Linked DNA regions of Mus musculus: regions 1, 2, 3 and 4 are each linked to region 5. A link is a loop called in an ENCODE intact Hi-C map of the cell type or tissue named here. Cell type or tissue: gastrocnemius. All regions are shown on one strand.

What was found. A loop is a pair of places that touch in the nucleus more often than their neighbours do. Peaks named below come from ENCODE experiments on the same cell type or tissue, not always from the same donor. Only the 100,000 strongest peaks of a DNase experiment are listed, where the experiment ranks them.
Region 1: it touches region 5 in a loop (18-fold over the local background); 5 of 42 quality-filtered maps call a loop at or near these places.
Region 2: it touches region 5 in a loop (16-fold over the local background); 31 of 42 quality-filtered maps call a loop at or near these places.
Region 3: it touches region 5 in a loop (13-fold over the local background); 30 of 42 quality-filtered maps call a loop at or near these places.
Region 4: a loop joins it to region 5, with 4 times the contacts of the local background. A loop is called at or near these places in 12 of 42 quality-filtered maps.

The regions. Positions count from the first base shown.
Region 1 is chr3:128,884,035-128,889,034 of GRCm38, forward strand. No RefSeq gene overlaps it. Among named protein-coding and RNA genes, the nearest start is that of Gm40148, 120 kb to the left of the region's middle. In gastrocnemius, a CTCF peak has its summit at 2,529 (motif pointing right); no DNase peak of the experiment used is centred here; H3K4me3 peaks cover 426 bases.
Region 2 is chr3:128,346,746-128,351,745 of GRCm38, forward strand. No RefSeq gene overlaps it. Among named protein-coding and RNA genes, the nearest start is that of Gm52639, 24 kb to the right of the region's middle. In gastrocnemius, CTCF peaks have their summits at 1,636 and 2,541 (motif pointing right); a DNase peak (open chromatin) is centred at 2,594.
Region 3 is chr3:128,334,699-128,339,698 of GRCm38, forward strand. No RefSeq gene overlaps it. Among named protein-coding and RNA genes, the nearest start is that of Gm52639, 37 kb to the right of the region's middle. In gastrocnemius, a CTCF peak has its summit at 2,525 (motif pointing right); a DNase peak (open chromatin) is centred at 2,525.
Region 4 is chr3:127,999,070-128,004,069 of GRCm38, forward strand. No RefSeq gene overlaps it. Among named protein-coding and RNA genes, the nearest start is that of Gm35667, 31 kb to the left of the region's middle. In gastrocnemius, a CTCF peak has its summit at 3,002 (motif pointing right); DNase peaks (open chromatin) are centred at 3,024 and 3,355.
Region 5 is chr3:129,203,015-129,208,014 of GRCm38, forward strand. It overlaps Pitx2 (paired-like homeodomain transcription factor 2), which reads left to right. Exons shown (of 5, transcript NM_011098.4): 2 at 923-978; 3 at 1,426-1,563. The coding sequence starts at 933. Among named protein-coding and RNA genes, the nearest start is that of Pitx2, 5.6 kb to the left of the region's middle. In gastrocnemius, a CTCF peak has its summit at 1,881; DNase peaks (open chromatin) are centred at 1,358, 1,880 and 2,978; H3K4me3 peaks cover 1,987 bases; H3K27ac peaks cover 916 bases.

The sequences.
Region 1 (5,000 bases), 320 kb before region 5:
GTACATCTGCAAGCATCCATGTCCTGTAAAACAATATTGCATTGAAAATGATGGATAGACAGCTTTGTATTCAAACTCTTTTATATTTGTGACTCCAATGCTCTGCTCCTGGGTCACTTTAGCTACATCATCTATCTACATCTTTTAAATAATGCTAGAAAGCATTTCTCCATGAATATTTAATTGCCTGGTTCCATGGTTTAAATCTGCCAACCAAGAAAAACAAATGCATAGAGAATTAAGGCTGTTACATTTTCGTAGAAAGCACTGAGAATACTGGCTCTCCAGCCAAAGGCCACTGTTCTATATGCAGTAAAGACCACCGCTAAAATATAGGCGCTGAGCAGGAACCCTATGATCTGTCTGTATCCAACAAACGTAACAGCCTAAACTAATGCCACAGAACAGCATTAAAAATTATGCAGTTTTGTTCATAGCAATTCCATTCATAAAGATAATAACTCAAAGGTAAGAAAACACAGTTTGCTGGCAAATTTGAGAGAAAACAGAATGTTCTGATGGGAAATATTTTGTTTTTAAAGAACGACTTACTTTTACCATGTATTTTAATACCTTTAATAGGCAATGTCCAGTGAACTAACGACGATTTACACACGATGCTTAAACATATTCTTTAACCAGCACTGTTTTGACACTGGTGAAGGTATATTAAGTTGGCCATATGCAATTCACACTTGTGACTTTTCTCTGCCATTCATGAATTATGCAGTCATGCCTAACTCATGGAAATGAATGTGCATGAACTGCCCACTGCCATGCATCGTCTCTTTCTATGTCCTTGTGCACACATTCCCACAGTTCATTATTCATTGAGGCAGAGGCACACATATAATGTGGAAATAGTCACATATGAGTCACAAATAGCAATGAGGCTCTGTGTGTGTGTGTGTGTGTGTGTGTGTGTGTGTGTCATTCAAAGTAAGCAAGTCTGTTAGGGGGTAGCTCCATTGCTTTTTATGAGTAACAAGTGCTAAACAGAGCAGACATAATAGACATAGAAATTGAGGGATATCTTCACAGAAAGCTATCCAGCCCAGAAATTGTGCCTTGACAGTTCTTAGATTTTATTTTATCCATTAAAAAGATTCTTGCTCATATTCATTAGATTCTTACCAAAAGACTGTGTTTAAAATGTTGCACGTGTGTTTCTAATTGTTTCTTTTCTCCATGTATATTAAGGCGTGATGATAATTCACTCCCGGAAGAGACGATTGTTCGAAGGGACACCTTAGGATCAATGATCCTTCTTTGCTTTTGACGGAGAACAGGTGTGGAAGAAGCAAAACTTTGATATTTTCTTCGTTAACTGCTGTACCCCGGTGATTTTTTCCCCTGACAGTCTAGTGCTGGTGGAAAATATTTCTTGGAAAAGTCTTTCAGTTTTAGGCTAGATAACACCACTGAGTTAGTCATGAGCAAGAATTTGTAATATAGCAAATAATGAGGCTTCCTTCTGATTAACATCATTTGTATCATAAACAAAATTGGCCCCATTGAAATCATTCTTCCTAATTGAATATAATGAATTTTTATCAGACATTCTGGTTTTTAATTTGTGTGTAATAAAGATCCTTTAAGATGCCAACTTCAGGCAATAAAAGCAGGATTTAATGTCACGCAAAAATAAAATACCTTTACAGCATAGATTCTAATTTGATTGTAGGTCATCAAATGTCCATGTTTAGAATTTCCTATAAAAGTTATTACTACAAGATAACATATTCAATGTAAATCAGATCTATATAAAATGAATTGGAGCATTTAATAGCAAAATTAGTACTGTATAATCATCTATTCTCTGTTAAATAGTACTTAAAATTAAAAACTGAAACAATGTGGGGTTCATAAAGATATTTTGTTCGACTTGCACATTGAGGATGAGTTATGCACTTAATGTTACACATTATACAATATTTTGCTGAAAATCATACCTTTTCCTCATGACTTCATGATTTCTTATTTTTTTTTATTTTTCCCAAAAAGATTAAAACAGCTATCATTTTATGTCTCCATATTTAAAAGAGGTTTATACAACTGCATGAAACATTATTAAATATTTTAAGATGGTTTTATTATATCTTAAATTTCTCTGTATTTCTCAATTTACAAGTAAATTTCATGATTCTCAAATTTTATAGAGATTAATAAAATGTAAGCATTCCACTCATCTTAATTAGACACAGTGTGACTGGAGAACTGAACACTGGCACCCAGAACAAGATCAGTTTCGAAATAAAAAACAGTAAAAATAAATAGGTGGAAATAGTCTATATTTTAAGTTGCATTATATAGAAAATACATTGTCTCTAGGAGAAACTTTTCCAAAGACTTGGTTTCTACTAAAGTAAAACAGAAATAAAAATGTGTTAATCCCCGGCACACCATGTTTATATGCCTTGAAGTTTTGATTCACCAAAATCTTTTTTGCCGAGTCAACAGACATACCCATAAACAGTTTAGGATAAATACATTTTCATTGCTATACGATATAGTCACATCATAAATGAGGTGTGACCAGTAGAAGGCACTCTTACAATAAATATATACACCCAGCAGCTCATCTGCCAACTGGGTGGAAATTCTGATAAGAGTTTTACAAACTGTCCACGGCACAGGGGTGCCCTGCACGGAGACATCAAAGTACAAATTCGTCCTGTATACACTAAGAAAAACTCATTATAAGTCCTTTTGTGTCATTTTTATTTGGGGTTCAGCCCATTTGCAATTTTACTGCCCTCATTTTTAACCTCCTTAGTTCACAAAAAGAATCATGTGGTCACACTTACCATTTTCACCACTGCATTTAAAGGACGTTGCTCTCTTGAGAAATGACTCAGACTCTTGAGGAGTTAGTGATTCGATTCATACAGGCTGCTTCAAAACAAGCGTCTAGTTTCATTCTTATTAACCTTTCGAGGTTTGATCATAATTTGCTAGTGCATGCAGGATAGACGGTCTTGTTAATGGAGCTGCTTGGACGGATGAAAACACCTCTAATTAAATCTCTGTCAAACGTATGGCTAACAATGTTGTTTAGTTTGTGTTCATATACAAAATCTCTTGAATGACTCTCCAAGTTTACAAAATCCATGTTAAAGGAGCCAGCACTGGAAAAAAAAAAAATGTTACGGCATATGTTTGGATTTTTGTATTTCAGAGTCCTGACTACTTTATCTGAATTAGATTTAGAGCTTTGTTATGTGTGATAGTTATGATAATACGATCACTGAAGGCATGGAGACAGGGAGACTCAAATCCCTGTGAAAATCCCTTTCTCTATTTCCTACAGCTGCTGCGGCGCTTTAATATCTGCTGGAATGATGAAGAGGAACAGGCCGAACTCCAGTTTTAATAAAAATTTTAACAGGTCTACATATAGTTATGAAAAATGTTATTTGCAATGCCAATTTTTAATAAAATTTTCTTAAACCAAAGAAAAAATCCCCAGGGGGAAGCTACTCTGAATGTGTTTTTCATATGTACTATTTAAGGCTCTTTAAAGGTTAGGCAAGTGACTGATAAAGTAAGTTCTGCTCCACACAACACAAGTCGGGAGGCGCTTGCACGCCTGCATTTTAATCAAATAAATAAGCTAAGCTTTCATTTTGTATAGTGGACCAGAAACAAATATTATCATATTGCATAGTCAATTTTATTATTAGCGCCAAAAACTCATATCGTTAAAGAACAGTTTTAAAACAAGCCAAAGCTCTGCTGCTACCCGCCAAGGTGCTCTGCGATGTATGGATTCCTGATGCCAAAGACATAATAGATTTTTTTTTTCCCAAGCAATTGAAATTTGGGTTCGGAAAGGGTTTTTTGGACTTGAGAAACCATGGAAGTTGGGAGCTTTTGTTTTTCCAAGAGAAATTAAAGACAATGGGTATTTGAATGAAATGAAATTTAATTGAACTTAAGAACTTCCAAAGAACCTGTATAAAGTTAAACACACCAAATATTGCACCCCATACAGTAGTTCTCTGGCCTCTATGGCACTGGGCACGGTGATACACTATAGCATAGGGTCTGAACCCCAAAGTGTCTCTTACTACAGAAAACAGATGTGAGGTATGACCAGGAAAACAGAAACAAACTCTAATGTACCAATTTATCACGGACCAGATTGAAAAATAGGAAAACTTCATAATTTCCACCATGCAAATACAAACAAGGGGTGGAGTTTTAATCCGTGGGTGTGCTCAAGTCAGGCAGTGATTGGCTAGCAACACCAGCTTTCTTGTCATCTCTGAAAGGAAGGCTTGTCTGCATGGTTCACCATGTGAAACACGATAACACTTATTACAAGACTTTGACAGACTTTTAGCATTCACACTGGCTTGCACTAATACAGGAGTCAGTGGAGCGTGCAGACTTTAGTGTCAGGTCTTTGTTTTGTCATACATAAGGATTCACTTTTGGAAGCATAAAATTTAGTATGAACAGAAATGAAGTATGAAGGGAAGTACGGACAGGTCATTGCTGCTGAGACGCTGAGGTATGGAGTCCTCCTGTCAGCCATCAGGCAGGTCCTTCACTCCTCTCACGGGGACTTGACGGGTGTTGCTTCATTCTACATTTTACAGTCTTACTGATAGGAGTCCAAAACTTTTAGTGTTCTATATTCATAACAAACTTTGATCTTAGATCTTAGCACCCCACGTGTTATACAGGGCTCTAAAACCAGGATGGGAAAATCAGAATAGAGAGAAGTGTTAATGAACCATTCATTTTAAAGAACTTGAATCAATTTTTCCCCAACATTTTAGACATAAGTTTACATTGCTATGGTTATTGTTTAAAAGGGAAATCACACAATGTAGAAGAGAGCTGCCCTTTCTTTCAAGTGAGAAACAAGACTTTTTATAAATTGCTTTAAAGCCAAAGCCATAGGACTTCATCTTGAGTCAAAAGGAAAGGTTAAAGAATAAAGCAAAATTGTTCAGAATATAGAAAGGTATAAAGGAGAGAAAAGAAAAGCA
Region 2 (5,000 bases), 860 kb before region 5:
GTTATGCTTGGAGGTTATGAGTATTATATAAAAGATGTCCAGTAAATGGTCTTAATACCAAATACAAATGAAAGCTTTCTAAGCAGCTGACTATATAGGTAATCATTAATACTTGATTAATTAAGAGAAAATACAATCATTCAAAAATTTAGGAAATGCATCCATGGATGATTCAAACTCAAAAGATTATTTATAGGTCCATATATCCATATGTTAGATTCTAAAACTGTTTTACAAAAGTCTCAGTTGATGTGATTTTAGTACACCTGGGGCAGTCTTACTGAAACTAAGAAGACAAAATATTGGATTCACTTTTTATGAATATAATGGTGTTAATTAACACTTAGTAATTTGCCACAGTGACATGGGCTGCAGTGCATGGATGGAGTAAGATGTTGTCTCAAAGGAAGCGAAGAATAGCTTCCCCTTTAAAAAGGTAATACGACCAGGTACTTGCTTTTCCCTTCCGTGAAAGATGTAAGTTAGTGTCAACTCTGTTGGTCACAAGTAACCCAAAGCCTTTGATAAACTCACACACACACACACACACACACACACACACACACACACACACACACACACACGTATATATAAAATCAGCTTTGGGCAACAGTTCCCAACCTGTGGGTCGCAATCATGTTTGGCAACCCTCTATCTCAAAAAAAAAATATTACATTATGATTCATAAAAGTAGTGAAGTTACAGTTATAAGTAGCAGCAAAGATAATTTTATGGTTGGGGGTCAGCACAACATAAAGATTTGTATTAAAGGGGTATAGCATTAGGAAGGTTGAGGACCACTGGGTTAGGGCAAACACTCCTGAAAGCTAAGTTCTAAAGGGAAGCCTCACTGTACTGAGAGCTGGGCGAGAGATTGGAGTTAAATTGCTTAGTTAATCAAATATCTCAATGCAGAAAGCCAGAGGGTGGAACACTTTTTTTTCCGTTCAGAGGCAGAGCTGCTTCGACCCCTGAGCTACCAGGTTGTCGGCATTTAAGAGTAAGTGGTCTTGCTTGCATTAGCGCTTTTTCAAGCTTCAATTGGTATCACCAGAGAAAAAGGCTCAAGGTGGTAGCTATGATTTCGAGAATACCAATGCCCTGATTGAGACAACAGGTTTTGCTTTCTCCCCATCTATTGTTCTGCGTACTTTTTTCTCCATTTTACACCAGAACAAAGGACCATTGTTCTTAGCCTGCACTGTGTGTTCTAGGAACATTTGTGGGAAAATATAACAGGAAGGCTTTCTTTCCCAGTTACACATTAGACCATCACCTCACAGAAGTGCCAGCAGCATAAAACGTTTCTAACAGTAGCTGATTTGTATGCAACAATGACCATAAGGGTAACTCTCCAGCAAACCCGAATCTCATATATAATGCATAGCAGTTAATAAATCAGAGTAAAATCAGATGGCTTAGAGCCAACAATACCTAACTAGTAATGGAAAGGGGTGGAAAGATTTATGGAGAGGCAGATTCTGTCTGGATTTTGCTTTAAAGATGCTTGCCAACCACAGTGGTGTATGGGAGTATCTCACTCTCTAACTCTTGTTGCCTTGAGTGTTCTGCAATTCGCTCCATCTTTTCCTCCTGAGGGTTTTTTGAGAAAGCTGTTACCCCTTTTCTTCTACCACCAGGTGGAGTGTTCTCTACTTAGCATTTAAGATTTTATATTTCAGAGCAAGATGTCATATGGGGAGAAAATGTTCTCTTGGTATCTCTGGTTATTTAAGTCATTGGTGTTTTAGAACGCTGCCTTTCTCAATCAAAACCATACAGATAATTCGTCCCTGAAGCTTCTGGTCAAAAAGCGAATTTATGCTTCAAGTGGCATCTCACACATCTTGACAGAGAAACGGAATAATGTTTTTGCTTTAGAGATCAGAGAAAACTGCTCCTACATGTGTTTATTGTATACACTCCCCACCGTTCACTTGCCGAGCCAGCCATCTGAGTCGTAAAAATGCAGAATTTGCAAGTTTGTCACATGTCGAAGGAAAGAATATTGAAGACAACATGTGCCTCACAGATCTGAGAGAAGTGTTCCCTCAGAATCTGTTTCTGGTTATTAGTGGGTCTTGGCCAATTTCCGGTGCTGACATGGGCTGTTGAGATGAGTGGCAAATATATCACCTCAGAGTTAGAAATATCTGAACCTAAGGAGCTAATGACGCTCTGCCAATTCTTAACATTGCAGACGAGGAAAGCACATGGCTGAAGTGAGAATGGGCAGCTGAGATTCTCTTAGTATCTCCACTTATTTTATTAATCGTCTATCTTTTGTAGACTCGAAGTTATATCTTGGACTAATACTACATTTATGTTGACATTTTATCTTACAACTTCATTTTAATGAAAGTGTAGAGCAGCGTTCATCTTCTTAAATGTTATGGTATCAACCCAGTACTGTCACTAAGATAATGTGGACTATGGTCCTTCTTAAAAACTTGGAGTTACAGAATGAATGATGAAATCTAACACAAATTGGTTGTTTATTTTTTTTTTCTTTCTCTTCTTCCATGGTGCTTTAGGGATAGATGCCTTCCACCATGACAGCCACAAGATGGCAGTAATCCCTCATTAAATGGAGAGTTGCCTTTGCCCTGATCACAGAGCAGCGACCAAGGAGCTAAAGAGATCTGCAACCCTGTAGGTGCAACATTATGAACTAACCAGTACCCTGGAGCTCTTGACTCTAGCTGTGTATCAAAAGATGGCCTAGTCGGCCATCACTGGAAAGAGAGGCCCACTGGACAGGCAAACTTTATATGCCCCAGTACAGGGGAACGCCAGGGCCAAAAAATGGGAATGTGTGAGTAGGGGGGGTGTGTGTGGGAGGCTTTTGGGAAAGCATTGGAAATGTAATTGAGGAAAATATGTAATAAAAAAAATTAAAAAAAAAGAGAGAGTGGGAATGGGTCTCAAGTTGGGCCTTACTGGTTGACAATTCCCCAGTCTCTGCTCCATCCTCTGCCCCCGAATTTCCTGTAGACAGGATAAGTTTTGGGCTGAAAGTTTTGTAGTTAGTTTGGTGTCCCTATTGCTCCTATGGGGTTCCTGTCTGGCTACAGGCGGTAACTTCTTTCTGGTGACTGCTATGAGCCACAGTTAAAGGTCACTCCACATTTATTCTTGAGTGCCTCCCTTGTCTCAGTTCTCTATCATGTCCTCTAGATCTTCCCACCTCCCCACCTCTGTCAGTTGAAGATTTCCATTCATTCTCATGGTCATCTGGCCATTCTCCTGTACCTTCCCATCCTGACCACACTCCATTACCCTTCCCATCCCATGACAAGCACTGACACTATTAATGATACTCTGTTATGCTTGCATAACAGAATCTAGCATGGCTATCCTCTGAGAGGCTCTACCCAGACTCATAGGGACACAGTCAAACAGTGGATAGAACTTGGGGACTCTTATGGAAGAGTTGGTGGAAGGATTGCAGGCCCCCAAAGAGATAAGAACTCCACAGGAAGACCAACAAAGTCAACTAACCTCAACTATCAACCAAAGAGCATAGGTACGCTGGACTTAGGTCTTCCCCCACTAACCCCACCCCCAACCTCACCCCTGACACACAGATGTGTAGCTTGGTCTTCATGTGGGTCCCAAACAGCTGGAACAGGGGCTATCACAAAAGCCGTTGCTTGTCCTTGGAATATATTCTTGTAGCTGGGCTACCTTGCCTTGCCTTAGTAGGAGAGGATGGGTCTAGCCCAGCAGAGATTTGATGTGTCAGGGTAGGGCGATACCCTGGGGATCTCCACCCTCTCAGAGAAGAAGTGGGGAGAAGAAGGAAGGATTGTTGGAGGGAGTGATTGGGAGGAGGGCAAGTGAGTGAACAAATAAAAATAAGGTGGGAAAAATAGAGTAAAGAAATAAAGGGAACCTTCTTGGGCTATTGAAGAGAACAGAGACCTTCATGGGTAGAAACAGTAAAAGTGGCCTAAGCTAGAGTGTAGGCAGCTTTATTTTAATGTCTTCAGGGTTTTAGATGGCAGAAATTTCAGTTGAAATGCTGTCATTAGTTAGAACAGTTCTCTAGAAGCAATATGGTAAAAGGACTCCTCTGGAGTGGCTCAGGAATGTGACTAGTCTCCTCTCTGTGTGTAGTAATTAACTCCCTGACAACTGTGAAGACTTAGGCTTGTTTTGGCAGATTCCATCTCTGGCTCTTCTGTGATGTGCTTCATTAATGATAGGCACAGTAATGACTGGCAATAGAAATGAGTGGCTCACCGTTATAAGATTCCATGTCCCTGAAAGAAGATATTAATTTAGAACAAAATAACGGAAGGCAGAAATGCATAATTCAGTGGGCAAACAGGCTTGTCCTAGAACACTCTGTGCGAGAAAACACAGGACAAACAGCCCATCTTCCAAGGTAGTCATAATATGCACAAAACAGTTCTGAAACCTGTACATATTTTTTCCTGTTTATTTTCGCAAATGGCACCAATTAGTAAAGTGATCTTTAGTTCTGTAAATGTTACCTAACATGAATAATATACTCAAAATCCAGAAAATTGGAGATAAACTTTGTAAGAATTTAGAGATTCATCATCAGGAAGTATGTTTTTAATACTCTGTAACTCAGCTAGATTATACTTGCACAGAAGAAACAAAGAGGAAGCAGTGGTGGGAACCTTAACTGCCACAGGGATTTGCAAGATTAAATATGGGAAAGGTTTGCAAAATTCCACAAAAGTTAATGATACTAATATCCAAAGAGGCTCATTGTATTTTAATATATGTTTTATAACATTTCATGGAAAGGACATGGACTTATTTTTGTTTATAGTAATAAAGTCTCTTTAGAGTCCAGTTTTTACTAAACATTTCTTATTCCTACTGGACTTTATAATTCTGATTCTAGAAATTCATGACTGTGACTGATTGTCTTCAGGTGTGCAGACAAACGGCAAAAGGCAAGAGATTTTTACCAACATATCAGCCTTTAAATGCTATTACTGGGGCAGGAGATGGCTCAGTGA
Region 3 (5,000 bases), 870 kb before region 5:
GGATAAGTGTTATTCTTACACACTCAAAATTAGTTTTTCCTTAGCTAAGTTACTTAGCTATAATTATCAAATTCTCACTCCTTATATACCCTTTAATGTGATATCACACCCACACACACCCCACACATATATATATATATATATATATATATATATATATATATATATATATATTATAGATACTTTAACTGTTAGAATGATGGGAATAAGAGCTGGAGTAGTGAAATTTCTGTCCTTTAATTTTTACCATAATAAGAACCCTGACAATTGAAAATACAGAAGACATGGGCTTTTGAAAAACGTATCTTTGTAAAAATAGTCTCATGTACCCAGGCAGATACATATCTAGCTAGCTCTCTGAATTTTTCTGTCCCTGAGGAAGAAATCTGTAAGAAGTTTCTATTAAATGGGATGAATGTAATGGGCCACACCCATGACCTCATTTCTTAAGTGTTTAAGATGCTCAGAGTTTACCACAAAGGAAAACAAGTGTTTTTACAGCCTCTGTACATTTCCCCTCAATAATAAACTTTTACTATTTCTTTTGATGGAATGCTGTAGTTTTAAAGAACAAGCGACATAACAAAACCAAGAATGGCTGTGATCAAGTGCCAAGGCTTCTCATGTAAGCTCTGTTACTTGATCATTTTTGTTTCTGTAAATCTAAATATTTTTTTTTACCTGTAAGACAATATTAAAATAGTATTCATCTCATTGACTTGTGGTGCAAAATACATTTAAAAGCACATAACCAATAACTAAATTTACCAAGCTCACATTTTTTTCAGTATTTAAATTCTTTGTGCCTTTTCTCATTAAATATTCATTTCCTAAAATGTATCAAATAAAATATGTGACGTAGCGTTCTTCTTACTTATTTGGATCATCAGGCTTGTGTTTTGGAAGATGCAGAGCCATGTGTTGCCACGGGTGGTGGTTATAATTTCCTCATGGCTTTTCAGGTCAAACAAGGCAGAGCTAAGGAAGATTTTTCCTGGCATAGATAATGAAAACTATTCATGTTAGTAGGCCAATATGAAGGAGAAAGAATTGCTTATACTCAATCGCTAGGTTGAGGATGTTTCTCTCTCTTGAGAGTCACATTTTCTTCGAGTAAAAGATTTTTTTTTTCTAGCCAAGCATGGTGGTTCATATCTGTAATTACAGCTGTAGTAGGAAGTTCATGGGTTCAAGGTCAGCCTAGGTTACATTATCAATAGCCTTGTCTGAAAACAAAACAGTAAAATGTAGTTTTACTGTAAATCAATGCTATATGCACACAGTCAGCATATATACATATCTACCATTTTTAGTATTAAAGGTATACATTTGAAAACAGTGTTATAAAAGTCAACAAAAACCACTGAAAAGAAAATTTCAATTAGTCAAAAATGTAAATAAAACATCAAATATATTCTTTCCCACAACACATTCACATGTTTCCAGTAGTGGTAAAGCCATAATAAAATATTAGGGAAACAAATATTTTCTCATCTAAAATATTATAGGGATAATTAAATGTACTATAATGCTTTCTTATATGTTATTTAAATCTAAGGTTAGACTTTACTGAAAAATGATAGCCACCAGTGAGCTTATTTTCGAATGATTACGCCTTGGTCACAAGCCATTTATAGTGGATTTGAATTTGCTTACATGATAAAATACAATGAGAGATTTCTTACAATTAATATTTGTATATTTAGAATAAAATTACCGGCTTCATCAAACACTTGGAACTAAAAGGTCTCTTCCTGTACATTAGCCTTCAAAAAGAATTATGAAGTTAGCAGAAGTTGAAATGGATTGATTAAACTGGCTTTAGCTTTAGACCACTGCAAGGAAATTATATACATTTAATATGCCATTCAGTCAACATAAACCCTGACCCAAACCTTAACGTAGACTGTGTTCGTGTACTGCAAGACCAAATCTATTTTACCTGAGATTCGTGTACTTATGTAAGCACAAAACGAAGGATGTTCATTATGTATCATGTTAGGATTTTGTAATAAGTTATTTGTATAGTGATGAAAAAATAGTTTTTAAGATGAGTGAGGTTTCCAAAAAAAATTAGTTTGACTTATTAAGCACAAAATTCATGTATTTTTAACATAGGTATTTACTTTCTTTTAACCTTCTATATCACATTTAACTCTTGCAAATCATTAAATATAGCACCAGGGCATGAGTTAAAACTTGTGAGTATGTATGTGTGTGTGTGTGTGTAAATTTTTGAAATTTAACCTCTTAAAATCAGATAAAATGTACAGCTCTTTAATCTTTCTGTTTGAAACACTATGAAGTATTTATAAACAAATATCATTAATAAGTATTTACTTTTAACTGAAAGTAAGGTTGACTTTACTTTGAAAGCACCGCTACATGCGCCCTAACTATGACACTAATCAAGGTTGCTGAGAACAGGTTTAGGATTCAGGGCTCACAGTTTCAGGTTGAAATCTGAGTGTACCAGCAACTCCAGTAGAGGGCACTGTGCCTGTCTCTGTACCCTGAAGAGTCTTTGTTCTGCCCGTGCTTCATCTTAGCTCATGCTGGGGCTCCCTCTGCTGTCCTTTTAGACCACAAGACAAATATGTCGGTGAGTGCACCCCAGACCTCAAAACTGCAATCATAGTCTCAAGACTTTAGCATAAGGCAGTTCCCGATCAACCTGACTTCAGCATCCAAGTCTGAAAAGTTAGCATGTGAACTGAGTGAAGCTTTGATACATGGTTCTGTAAATATATCCTGACAGATGGTATTTCTTCTAAGAAAATTCGGTAGGCTAATAAGGAAACAAGAAGTGATATCTTCACATTACATGCCAGAGAAAAAATGGCATGGAAATGGAAACTGGAAACAGCTGTGATCGATTAAAATGTCAAGATACATGTACACACACATGCACACATGTGTGTATTAAAGGTATACGTGTGTGTGTGTGTGTGTGTGTGTGTGTGTGTGTGTGTGGTGTGGTGTGTGAATGTTTGTATGTGTATGCTTGTGGGATGTGTGACTGTGTTTATGTATGTGTGTGGGTGAATGGGTATGTATGTGTGTGCATGTATATATGTGGGTTTGTGTGTAGTATGTGTGTGTATGTGCATGTGTATGTATGTGTGTGTGTGTTTGTGGTGTGTATGTACATGTATGTATACCTGCTTGAGGAAAAATGTGTGTGGGAGTGGGGAGGCAGTCCCTATTTGATCTCTTGTAACTTTGATCTATATTATTTTTTTACTCTAGTTTTTATTTGTCTTTTTATTTTAAATAAATCCAGAGAATAGTATTTGGCAAAGTTTCAGCACTTGTGCACTTACCCAGCAGGATAAAGAGAAATCGTTCACATAAAGAAGACATATTTTGAAGTAATTATGTTTATAAATTTTCTAGTCACTCTCATGTGAAATAGGGGTGTTTGCTGTAAATGCATTCCTTTGCTTTCTGTGTTCTTACACAGAATAATGTCCAGTATCTGTAACAAAGCAGTTAGCAAACTCATAAATTAACCTTCTCTGTCATTTCAAATCAGTATTATAATTCATTCTTACCTAGATTTACCTTAAAATCACATGGTAAATAACATTGTTTTGGCCTTTGTACCTTTAAGCCAAAGAAAAGTCATGGTTTCAAACAAAATTGTGGAAATTGTAAGAATGGTAAAACCTATTGGCCTTTCTAAGCCGGTTCTAATAATTTGTCAAGTGAGCTTTATAATTGTTTGTGCCTGAGAAGTAGTAACAGCATATGCTGGCTGCATAACAGTGAGGAGACAGAATTAAGCAGCAGTAATTGCAGCATAAGAAGTAGATTTTCAGATCTGTTACTCAAATTCCAACTCACCACTCCTGTGGTTCGTAAGAGAGAAAACCAACTTTCTTTTTCCTTTTTTAAAATCACATTTAGCTGATAGAGTTTAGATTAATAGAGTTGTAGAGTCTAGATTAGTCTGACAGCTGGATATGTAACTTCATTGTGAAGCACACATCAGCAACCACAATTTCTTAGTTGCAATCTTCAGAAAACATACACAACTTGGAATAGGTGCGTGTCCACACATCAACCAATTTCTGTGGTTACATGCAGCATTTATATTAAATATATGTATTCTTTGTGCCACCAACCCTGGTGTATTTGTAAAATGGTTCTGGGAATCACCTTTAGAGAAGAATAGAAAACTATTAAGATGATTTTCTTATCACTCAAATGCTTCGTTTCATTTCTATAATGTATACAGTATTGTGACCTATTACTTCACAGAGAACACTTCCATAGTCTAGAGGGAAATGGGGGAACTGTTTCAGAAGTTAATACGTTAGGAAGGGATCTGTTTGACTCCTGTTTTGCTCTCACTTGGGGGCTGGTAGAAGTGCAGAAGAAAATAAGCTAAGTTCTATTTAGTTTTAAGGGGGGCAATAAAGAAGAGATAATTCTCACTGGTGGTTTAGTGCGAGTCTTTACATCTGTATGTGACAAAAGATGGACTTTATTTCTCAAGCTTGGGACACATTTTGTCTGTATCTTCCATTTCTTTCAAATGAGCACATGAAATAATAGGCTCCATTAAGACAAGGTCATGTGATCTGTCATTGTGGAGAACTTAGATCACAACCTTACGTTTAACATCGTTACCATAGCTAAAATTGGCGGTAACAGCGGACTTCAAACTCCTATCTCACCATGTGCTTTTCTCTACAAGCAAAAAGAGGCCACACAAAAGAAATACACAGAGTTCAAACAAGACAGGAACAGTTTATTTAATATTATGCTACACCTCACAGTGAGTTTTTGTGTATTATCTGTGTAAAGTGCACTCTTTGTGCACGGAAACACAGGGGCCAGACATTGGGCATCTTTCACTCTCAACCTTATATTCTGAGACAGAGTCTCTCTCTCCCTCACTTTTTCCTTCCCTCCCTCTCTCTGTCTCTGTCTCTGTCTCTTTTTCTGTCTCTGTCTGTGTCTGTCTGTCTGTCTGTGTGTCTTTACACACACAC
Region 4 (5,000 bases), 1.2 Mb before region 5:
ATCTATCACTAGGGGAATGGCTAGTGAAGTCCTTTAACCTGCTGGGTAACAAGAGTAATTTACTGAAGGAAAACTGGATTTTTGACTGTGTATTAGATCCTGTGAGTAAATTGTGGGGATTATAAATGTACATATGAAATATATTCCTTTCTAAATTGATGCTTTCTTGGAGTGTATGCGAAGTATAATCATGAACCTGTGAATAAAAATGAAAGCAGAGAATTGCAAGTTGATAGAGATTATTTGAAAATTCCGTAATAGAAAAATAATTATTCCATAACAATCTAGTTATAACGCAGGCAAACTAAAGACAACAGACATATCCCAGTCTTCTTCGAGGCTATGAGCATTTGTGTTGTATATTGTTACAAAAATTATATGATATTCCTGACTTGGGTCTTAAGATATTTCTAAAGAACAAAAAAAGGTATATATGTATTCAGCTTCATCCATGCAAAAGAATAAAATGTCCTGGGGTCGAGGAACATGAGGAGATTTTACAAATGTGATTTAAGGATCCTGTGAAATGTAGATGCAGCAGCCTTGGCCCGCTCAACTTTAAATCTGTTTGTTACACCAGCATAATCTCACTGGAATGCATCTTTGACTGTGCTGATTGGTCATAATTCTGAATTTTCAAGTTTCTCTCTGGCCTAAGCATCTACAGCAGCATCTCAAACACTTTTCTCAGAAGCTACTTGTGTTGGTTTGAATGATAATGGACCTTGTAGATATATTTGAGGACTTGGTTCCTAGTTGGTGGAACTGTTTGGGAAGGATTAGGAGATGTGCCCTTGTTGGAGGAGATGGTCTACTGGGGCAGGTGATCTCTCTCCCTCTCCCTCTCCCTCTCCCTCTCCCTCTCCCTCTCCCTCTCCCTCTCCCTCTCCCTCTCCCTCTCCCTCTCCCTCTCCCTCTCCCTCTCCCTCTCCCTCTCCCTCTCCCTCTCCCTGCCCCCCCCCCCCCCCCGTCTTTCAGCTATGGTTCCAGAGCCATGACTGACTGCCTACTGCTGCCATGCTCCCCGACATAATAGTTATTGATTGTAACCCTTCAGGACCACGGGCTCCAAATTAAATGCTTTCTTTTATCAGTTTCCTTGGTTACAGTGTCTTGTCACAGCAATAGAAAGTTCACCAAGGCACCACTGAGTTGTTCCCCTCCTCTGTCCATCACTGACTGATCCAGTCTTTTCACTTTGATATCCTACCACGTCTCCCTTTTATGTGATCTTGGCAGAGCCTTAAGGCATATTGCTATGTCAGGACACCTAACCTACCAGCCTCATTAGTTTTCATTTCTTCTAGAAAAGCTATTCTACTTTGTTTTTCTTTTGAGACAGGATCTTGCTGTGAGCTTTGGTTGCTGAGCTTACTGTGTAGCCTAGGTTGGCTTAGAACCCATCATTCTTCTTCAGCCTCCTGAGTGCTGGGATCCCAGATAAACACCACGACGCCTGCATATTATTTTTCTGATGTAGGAAGAGCAGGTTCTATTCTAGGTTGCAATAATTTTCATAGACACCTTTTCTTTCCCTGTTCCCTCAAAGGGGAAACTTGTTGGAAGTCCTCTGTATGACTCACATGAACTTTCCTTTTCATTGTTTTACATGTATGTGTGCACGTATGTATGCATGCATGTGTGTATATGTGCATGCATATGTATGTGTATATGTATGCATGCATGTGTATGTATGCATATGTGTATGTATGCATGTGTGTATGTATGTATGTGTGTATGCATGCATGTATATATGTGTATGTATGTGTGTATGCATGTGTGTATATATGCATGTATGTATATGTATGTGTATATGTATGCATCCATGTATGTATGTATGTATGCATGTATGTGTATATATATGTATGCATGTGTGCATGCATGTATGTGTGTATGTATGTATGTGTATGTATGTGTATATGTATGTGTATGTATGTATATATGTTGTGTGTATACATGTTGTTTATACATTGCTAGTTATGTAGTACTACACAGGCTGAGGACCCTGACTGGTGCAGTCCTGTACAGGTCTTGTGCATGCTGTCTTAGTCTCTGTGAGTTCCTATGAGCTTTCCTCGTGTTGATTTACAGGGTCTTGTTTGCTTGGTGTCCTCCATCCCCTCTGGTGCTTACATTCTTTCTGCTTCCTCTTCTGATGACTCTAGAGGGGGAGAGTTTTGATGGAGATCTCTCGTTTAGGGCTGAGTGTTCTGAGATCTTTCATTCTCCATAATGTCTGGTTGTGGGTGTATGTATTTGTGCCTATCTGATGCAGGGGGAAACTTCTCTGATGTTGACTGGGCAACACATTAATGTACACGTACAGCAAAATGTCACCAGGAGTCATTTCATTGCTATATTTTGTTGTAGTTGTGGTTCCACAGAGCAGTAGTATTTGGTTTTGCCTCAGGTCCCTGGATCATCTAGTCTTAGGTTCTTGGTTACCTAAACAGTGCTAGGTATGGCGGCATAGGCTCCATCCCATGGAGTGGGCCTTCAGTCAAATCAGATATTGTTTGGTTATATTCCCACATGCTGTGTGCTGCCATTTCTCTAGCATTCTTATGAGGACACAACTGTAGATCTGTAGGTTTTGTAGCTAGTTTAGTGTTTATCTTTTTCCTTTGGTGGTATGCAGAGTACCTTCACTGTAATTTATCTGAGACAATGCAAAGTTTTTATTAATTTACACAGGCTCTCATTTGAGACTCATGTGTAATTTAGCCTTTGGTATTTTATCTTAAGCTTAGTTACTATTACAGGAGGGAAGCACAGTAATGTGAGCTTGCATGCACCCAGAACTAGCCGCAGTTGATAGCAATTTTACTTTAAAATTCTAAGCAATATAGGAGTAGAATTGCATTTAACCCACAAGCCAGCAGCTCACAGGGGATCAGTGGTAAACTGTGAAGCAATGTTCTAAAATTTCATTTGGGATGTAAATATACTTTCTAAATTAAACTACTTATAAGGAAATCAGGGATTCCTCATCTGGCCACTAGGTGTCAGGAAAGCTCCATTCTAGAAACTTCTGGTGGGGGAAGGGGACACGGTGTAGTCCATTTGAGGACATCTGCTGTTCACAAAGGTAAAGCAAACAAAGTAAAACACAACAACAACAATAACAATAGCAACAGCAACAGCAAAGCCCAACCATCTTACAAATACACAGACTGCCCAGTGAAGGGCCTTACGCAGAGGACCAGAGAACTAACACCAGTCACCAACGGTGCAAAAGTCTACTTGTGGCCACAGTGGTAAGTCCCTCCTTTTGTTACTATGTTCTATGTGTCCACACACATAATAATGGTGTCCACAGTGGCTCCTGGGTTCCTATTTCCTCACATCCCACCTGGTGGTGCGCCCTCTCAGATGACCCTTTTTGTCGTTTTGGGTTCACGGGTTTCCTCTGGCAATTGGGCAGTTAACTGCATGAAGGGCAGTGGGTTATAAGGTCAAGCCCCCACGCCTCACGTTCCAGAAGGTCTCAAATAGACATGGCTTCCCGTTTACAGTCTTACTTTTCAGCAATATATGTCACTAAAGATGGCTGGGCCTCAGACCCCCACCTCTCTCTATGCTTTCTACAGAGGATGCACAGAGAACAACTCACGTTTGTTTGTGTGCATTTGGACAATGCCTGGCTATGAAGACTCTTACACTGGAGAGAGTCTCAGCACATCATTGTAACATAACTGTGTGGAAAGGATAAATAAAAGAGGGAGCTGGCTGTGTGGTGACTCCTGAGGGAAAGCCAGGATGAGAGCAAGGGGAGAGCCCTCGCCCATCTTGAGTGTAGTTCCGTGGCTTCCGGGGGATTGGTGAGGGTGCTCTTGCCCTGCTTACGACGGCTTTCAGAAGTTTTCTGTAAAATTTGAACAAAAAGACTGAAGATGAGACACACAAAAAAGGGAAAGTCTAGTGAGTAAAAGGATTTACTTCAATAACTCCCCAAATCCTACCCCCAAGTGCGAGGATCATCTCAGTGCTGCACAGCCGCGAGCGAGCAAGCGAGCGAGCGAGCCGGGCCCTGACACTGTGGTGCGAGACCATGATTCATACGAAAGGCAGCATAATTACTGTGAAGAGCAGATTGGATTTCCAAATGAGGAAAGCGCATTCTAGTTCTTTCTTGGCTACGGATAAACACAATTGATTTATGATGAATATGAGGGTCCTGGTTATCTGGCAAATGTATTGTATTTCATGTCGAATAAGCTTAGAGATTTTTTTTTATTTTTTTATTTTTTGCATGTCTACATGAAACCCAATCTGTGCACAACCAGGAGAGCCCGAAGGAATGGTGGCTGGAACTCCTGATGGATGGGAGGAGTGCCACACCGGGCACTCCAGAGGGCAGCATATCTGCTTCCCACCAGCAGTGAGACCACTGTGTGCCTCAGTTTGAATAGCAGAGAAGCGTAGGTTTATATAGCTACTTATCTATTTGTTTACAACTTAAAAATGATGTATTTGACAAATGAGCTTCTGTTTTCTTCAGAGGATACTGAGACTATTTTCTCAGGTCCTGCCTCTCAGGTGATAGCACTCCACAGTAGCTTGCTTGCAGCTCACTTCCAGCCCTCCTCCCGGGGGGTGGGGGTGGGGGTCTCAGATGTGTTTTGGAGAGTCCCATCACTATTGCGTTTCAATGCTGGGAAGAAATTTTGTTAGAGATAGTTCAAAGGCAGAATCTCCATCTTCTCTTAGATTCGTTGCTTCTGCACTGAACTGACAAACCATCTCTTGCTTCATTGGAGCCAGTTCATCCATCTGTTCTTGGCAAGGTGGGTGGTGGGTACACTCAGAAATCTGTCGGATTTCCTGAGTTGGAGTCCCAGCAAGATCAGGTATAAGAAAAGTGACTTCAAACAACCTATTTAATCTCCCCGTTACTTGGTTTTTCTTGTCTTTAAATCTCCTTGGTTTCTTACTGTGATTTATTTATTTATTTATTTATTTATTTATTTATTTATTTATTTATTTATAAATGCAGAGGT
Region 5 (5,000 bases):
GTCTTGAAAGCAACCATTCCATCTAGCCCTCCGCCACCCACCTCTCCCGGTTTGCCTGTGGCAAAGAAAAGGGGCCGCGTCAAAAGCTTGGCTGTCTGAGTTGCGGTTGGAAATTTGAAAAGGATCTAGCTTGCCTGGGACGGCAAAGGCCGAAACTGGAGGAGCAGCCTCCTCGGTGCTGTTTGGGCTTGGCGGCCCCTCCAGAAACGCTTGCCCGGGTCTCCTGTCTCGCTCCAGCCCGTCGTGTAACTCGGCTCTACGATCTTAAATCATACTTTAGGGTAAATAAATGGCTGGATGAGTATCTCCAGGGAAAAGTATGGCTAAATATGGAAACGCGGCTCCTGGTGGATGAGCGGCCCTAACTCAGCTCGCTCCTGGAGCACCCTTGGCCGAGAGTTCCCTCCCTTTCAGAATAACAGAAAAGCGGAGGGAAAGTTGCTTTGTGCGACCCGGCATGCTGTTTCTGGCCTTCTGCAAATGTTTGCTGAGCTCAAATTGACTGACACCGTATTGAATGGCGATCTTTCCAAAGAGAAGTCCATTCTCTCCACCCCCAAATCGTGTATCAGCTTAAGGTGGCTCCTCGGCCTAGGCGCCCTTGAACGTAGTCCCCGCAGCTTCTCCAGAAGCTTGTGGGTTCACTGGCCTCCTAACCTCTGGGCCCTTTCCCCTTCAACTGGGGACTTAATTCCTCCAGGTAAACATCTCGGTGGGAGTCCTGGATTTAGAGCCCGGAAGACGTTGCTGGACTCCGTGGGGCTCTCCGGCCCGAGAGGCGTGCCTGAATCCCCCAGCACCTAGCAGCACACTTCACACCTAGAGTCGATCCTGACCTCCGCGCAAGTAGCTAGCTGCCTTTGAGCCTCCAACTCCCTACAGCTGCCACTTCTCAAAGTCCCACTTCTCTTCTGTTTTGCAGATAACCGGGAATGGAGACCAATTGTCGCAAACTAGTGTCGGCCTGCGTGCAATTAGGTAAGAAGCTCACTTCTCCTGCCCGGGTCCCTAGAAGGGAGTCAGGCTGCGTCTTGAGAGAGAGGAGAAGGCTCCGGCTCGACAGCGAGGCCCCCAGCAACTGGAACTTTCTCCAGGGGGGGGTTAGGCGAAAAGGAAATCAAACTAGTACAGCCGTGGCCTTGCCCTTTCGGGGAGGTTTGGGCTCAGGCGAACTAGCAAGGACTGCTCTGACACTCCTCTAAGCTTCCCGTCGGGTGGCCCAGGGACAGATCACTGCCCTCACTGGGTTGCCAAGGGGCCGGAGGGCTGGGAGTGTGGTCTGTCCTTCCTCTAACGGGCTCTTTGCTCTCTGTCCCTCTTCCCCCTCCGTCCCGCCTCGCCCCCTAACCCTGGTCCGGGGCTCCTTCCCTCCGCCCTTTGGCATCCGCTGCCACCGCACGTGGGGCGGGCGCACTAACGGCCCAGGCGTGCAGCCGGCAGCCGTTGAATGTCTCTTCTCCAAAGACTCCGAAATCAAAAAGGTCGAGTTCACGGACTCTCCCAAGAGCCGGAAAGAGTCGGCCAGCAGCAAGCTGTTCCCGCGGCAGCACCCCGGCGCCAATGGTAAGGGGGGAGGGAAGCGCAGGCCGCGCGCCGGGCTCCTGCCTCCGGGACTCCGGGCTGCCGGTGAAGCACGGGCGGGCGAAGCTGCCAAAGCCGGTGTCCCCTGCTGCAGAACTTAGACTATTGGCCTCTGGGTAGAGCGCGAAGCAGCCGTCCCAGGGACTTTAATTCCTTTCCACAAATTATACTGCACTCCTGAGACCCAACACCTCTCCCTTTTCTCTCTCCCTGTGGTCTGATCCCCTGCGCACGCCCCAGCCTACTACGGCCGCTGCTTCTGGTGTGCAAAGTGGTCCAACAGCGACCTCTGTCGCTCTCCTGGTCCCACTGCACGTTGCACCATCAGGGCCCACCCGGTCCCTGAAGCTCACAGCCAAGCCTCGCCCAGGCGGCTGGGTGCAGTTTATCGCGCCAGGCGAACGCTGGAAAGTCGTGCTGAAGGCTCGCTTTGAAGGGTCTGGGTTTGGACCACAGCCCTAAAGAGCAGGAGACAGAACGATGCACAGCACATGAGGGCCGCAGCGATTGGGTGCTCCTGTTGAAGAGCCCCTGCTGCTGTGTTAGCTGTTAGGCCTTGGGCTTGAATAATGTAGTTTCTTCGTTGTTTGATTTCACCCTAGACCAGTCCATAGGCTTGTGCAAAAGGTGAAAATGTCTCTCACGCACAGCAAAGGCCCTGGAGAAATACAAACTCATCCTTAGATAATGTATGTGTGTGTATAAGAGATGGAGGGGCCTTCATTTGGAATAGGTGTAGAATTCTAATTTACATATTTTTTTCTAGTCTCCGGGTTTTCCCAGCTTCAAAATAAGTAAGTGCCGGACCTTAGGAGGTTGTTGACCTTTGATTGTGTGAGGAGATAAAACTCCCCACAGCCCTCGACCCCAACCCCTACACAAATATAATATTGCCAGAGGGGGTAATTTGGAACTGCAGTCAAGTAAATAAAAAGTATTACTAAGGAAAAAAAGACTTTCTGCGGGTATCTGAGCAGAAAGCAGCATTTGTTGAATCAAAAACGCTTAAAGCAACCTGCAGCTTTCCCATCCTGAGTCCTCCTGCTGGGTCAGTTAAATGCTCACTTGTCCGGGATTAACCCCAAGGGGTTAAATGGGGGCAATGCAGAGATAATGTCGGTTGATTTCTGTCATTAAGATTGTGTTAAATTCTTCTTCTGTTTGATAATCGGTCGTAAAAATAAATTATTAGACCGGAGAATGTTTGGGATATGGTTAAAAATCAAGAGTAGCGATGAATCCCAGGGAGAAGGCTTTGTGCAAGCCCGGCCTAGGCCCAGGGGTGGGGGTGGGGGGGCAGCCGCCGCCCAGCGGAGGGCAAGTTACATCCTGTGGCTTGTGACCCTAGAACTCGACCCCACCTCTAACCCTGATTTCGTTGACCCAAAGAATTGTTTCTGAGGCTAGGTGGCCTGCTTTGGGGCTAATAGACGCAGACCCCGTCAAGGAGTCTGCAGTGGGATGATGTCCTTGTAGGTAGGCAGGATGTGTCTGAGAGCCTACAGAGTTTAGTCCCCGCTGTCAAGTGTCCTGGCATTCGCTTTTAATAATAGGAGAAAGAAAGGAAAAAGAAAATGGTGGGGAGAGAGAGAGAGCGAATATGAATATGAATATGAATATGAAGAATTGTGGCGTTTACTTGAAGGACGGATTATTTTAAAGAGTGTATGAAAGGTTCTCCCCCTATATTGCCAAAAATGTCTGTTTTTCTATCTTTTGGACTTAAGTTTTAAAAAGCTGTCCAAATGTGTTTAATAGCATTCATTTTAAAAAGGCATGTAGTGGGACAAGATACTGAAAACCTTGGGTTTTAGCTGGTTTGTGGTGTGTGTGTGTGTGTGTGTGTGTGTGTGTGTGTGTGTGTACTGATAAATCAAAATGATGATGATGACGATGATGATGATGATGACGATGATGATAACAATAATAATAATAATAATAATAATAATAATAATAATAATAATAATAATATGCACCAGTAAGGTAAAACCTCTAATCACTGCGGGAAGATCACCAGAGTTAAGTACCTTTTGGAGATTACAGAAAATAATTTATAGACTATACAAACTTCTGACTTGAATTTAGTTTTTGTACTTTTAAGGTTTCCTATACTTTAAAAAATGCATGTTTTTAAATATCATGTAGTGAAAAAGATGAAGCCAGTACACTCCCGTGACGGCGCCCACCTCTTCTTCCTCAAATAGCCTCAGATGCAGACTCTCTAAGGGAGACTCCCCAGATCCGTATTCGGGCTAAGGCGGGCTCCATATACCACCACTAAGCTCAAAACTTGAAACTGGAGGCAGTGTAGGGGCTGAGAGAGTTAATCGAGCCTCCAGGCCTGGCACTTGGAGGGAGGCATTTTGGCCAGTCCTATAGAAAGGAGCAAAGTCCAGCTAAAGACTTCACGTATGGCTACGTTTTTAGGAACTCTCAAATGGTCTTGACCTTCAGGAAGAGAAGAGAGTGCAGAATGTTTGGGCGCCGTTGCTATAGAGTAGGGCATAAAGCCCACAGCACTGCCGGGCTTGGCCTCAAAGTCTGTCCGGTTTGCCCTGCGACAGGCGCCCAGTACTTCGCCCGCTTTCCCTACCCCCAGCCATGCCATTAATTTTTAAAAAGCTTTGAGAGACTGGCTGGGCTGAAAGTATTCTGATTGCCCCAAGTCCTAGATTTTCCCCGCCTCAGAAGAAAACTCCTAGGTCCCTCCCGACACTCTGGGTCCCTAAACATCCCTTCTCCCTCGGGGGTTGGGGGTCGCAGCTTAATCGCCTTCGGAGAACGCGAGTAAACTCTGGCCCTCGCTAAGGCCCTGTTTTCCTCTTGGGCTCCCATTCACTTAATCAGCAAATGTTGGCGAAACTCGAACGATGTGAACTCCTATTCTACCCACAAAAGCAAAACGATCTGGTTTCCATTATGAAGCCGCTTAAAGCGGAGGCCTTCTAACATTCAAACCTTCTGGAGCAAAAGGCAAAATGGTGGTGTCTGGAGGAGGGATCTGAGCCCTGAGGAAGAAGGTTGTGGGGGAAAGTGGAGCGATCTTGGATGTAACTGGAAGGCAAGGTGCAGGTGCTAGCTGGAGGAGATCTGAAGCTTGCAAAGGCAAAGAGACAGGAGAACTGGGTGGTGACAGTTATCTATTTTCTTTTCCCCACTGGACACCACCTCCGCCATTAAACCTGCAGTTTTCTTGGCAGAAGCCTCCTCTCTTCCTGTGGTTTCCAACCACCCCCACCCCAGTGGGAAATTGTACCAGATGTCCAGGTAGTCAGTCCCTGAAGGTCGGTGGCAAGCATTCTTTGCAGGTGGCGACTCTCCCAACCCGTTCCATTCTCACTCAAAGTTTCTTTAGGCTGCTTAGGCGGTTACTCCGCACAGACTGCTGTTAATATATGCAGCAGTTGTTAGAGCGACTC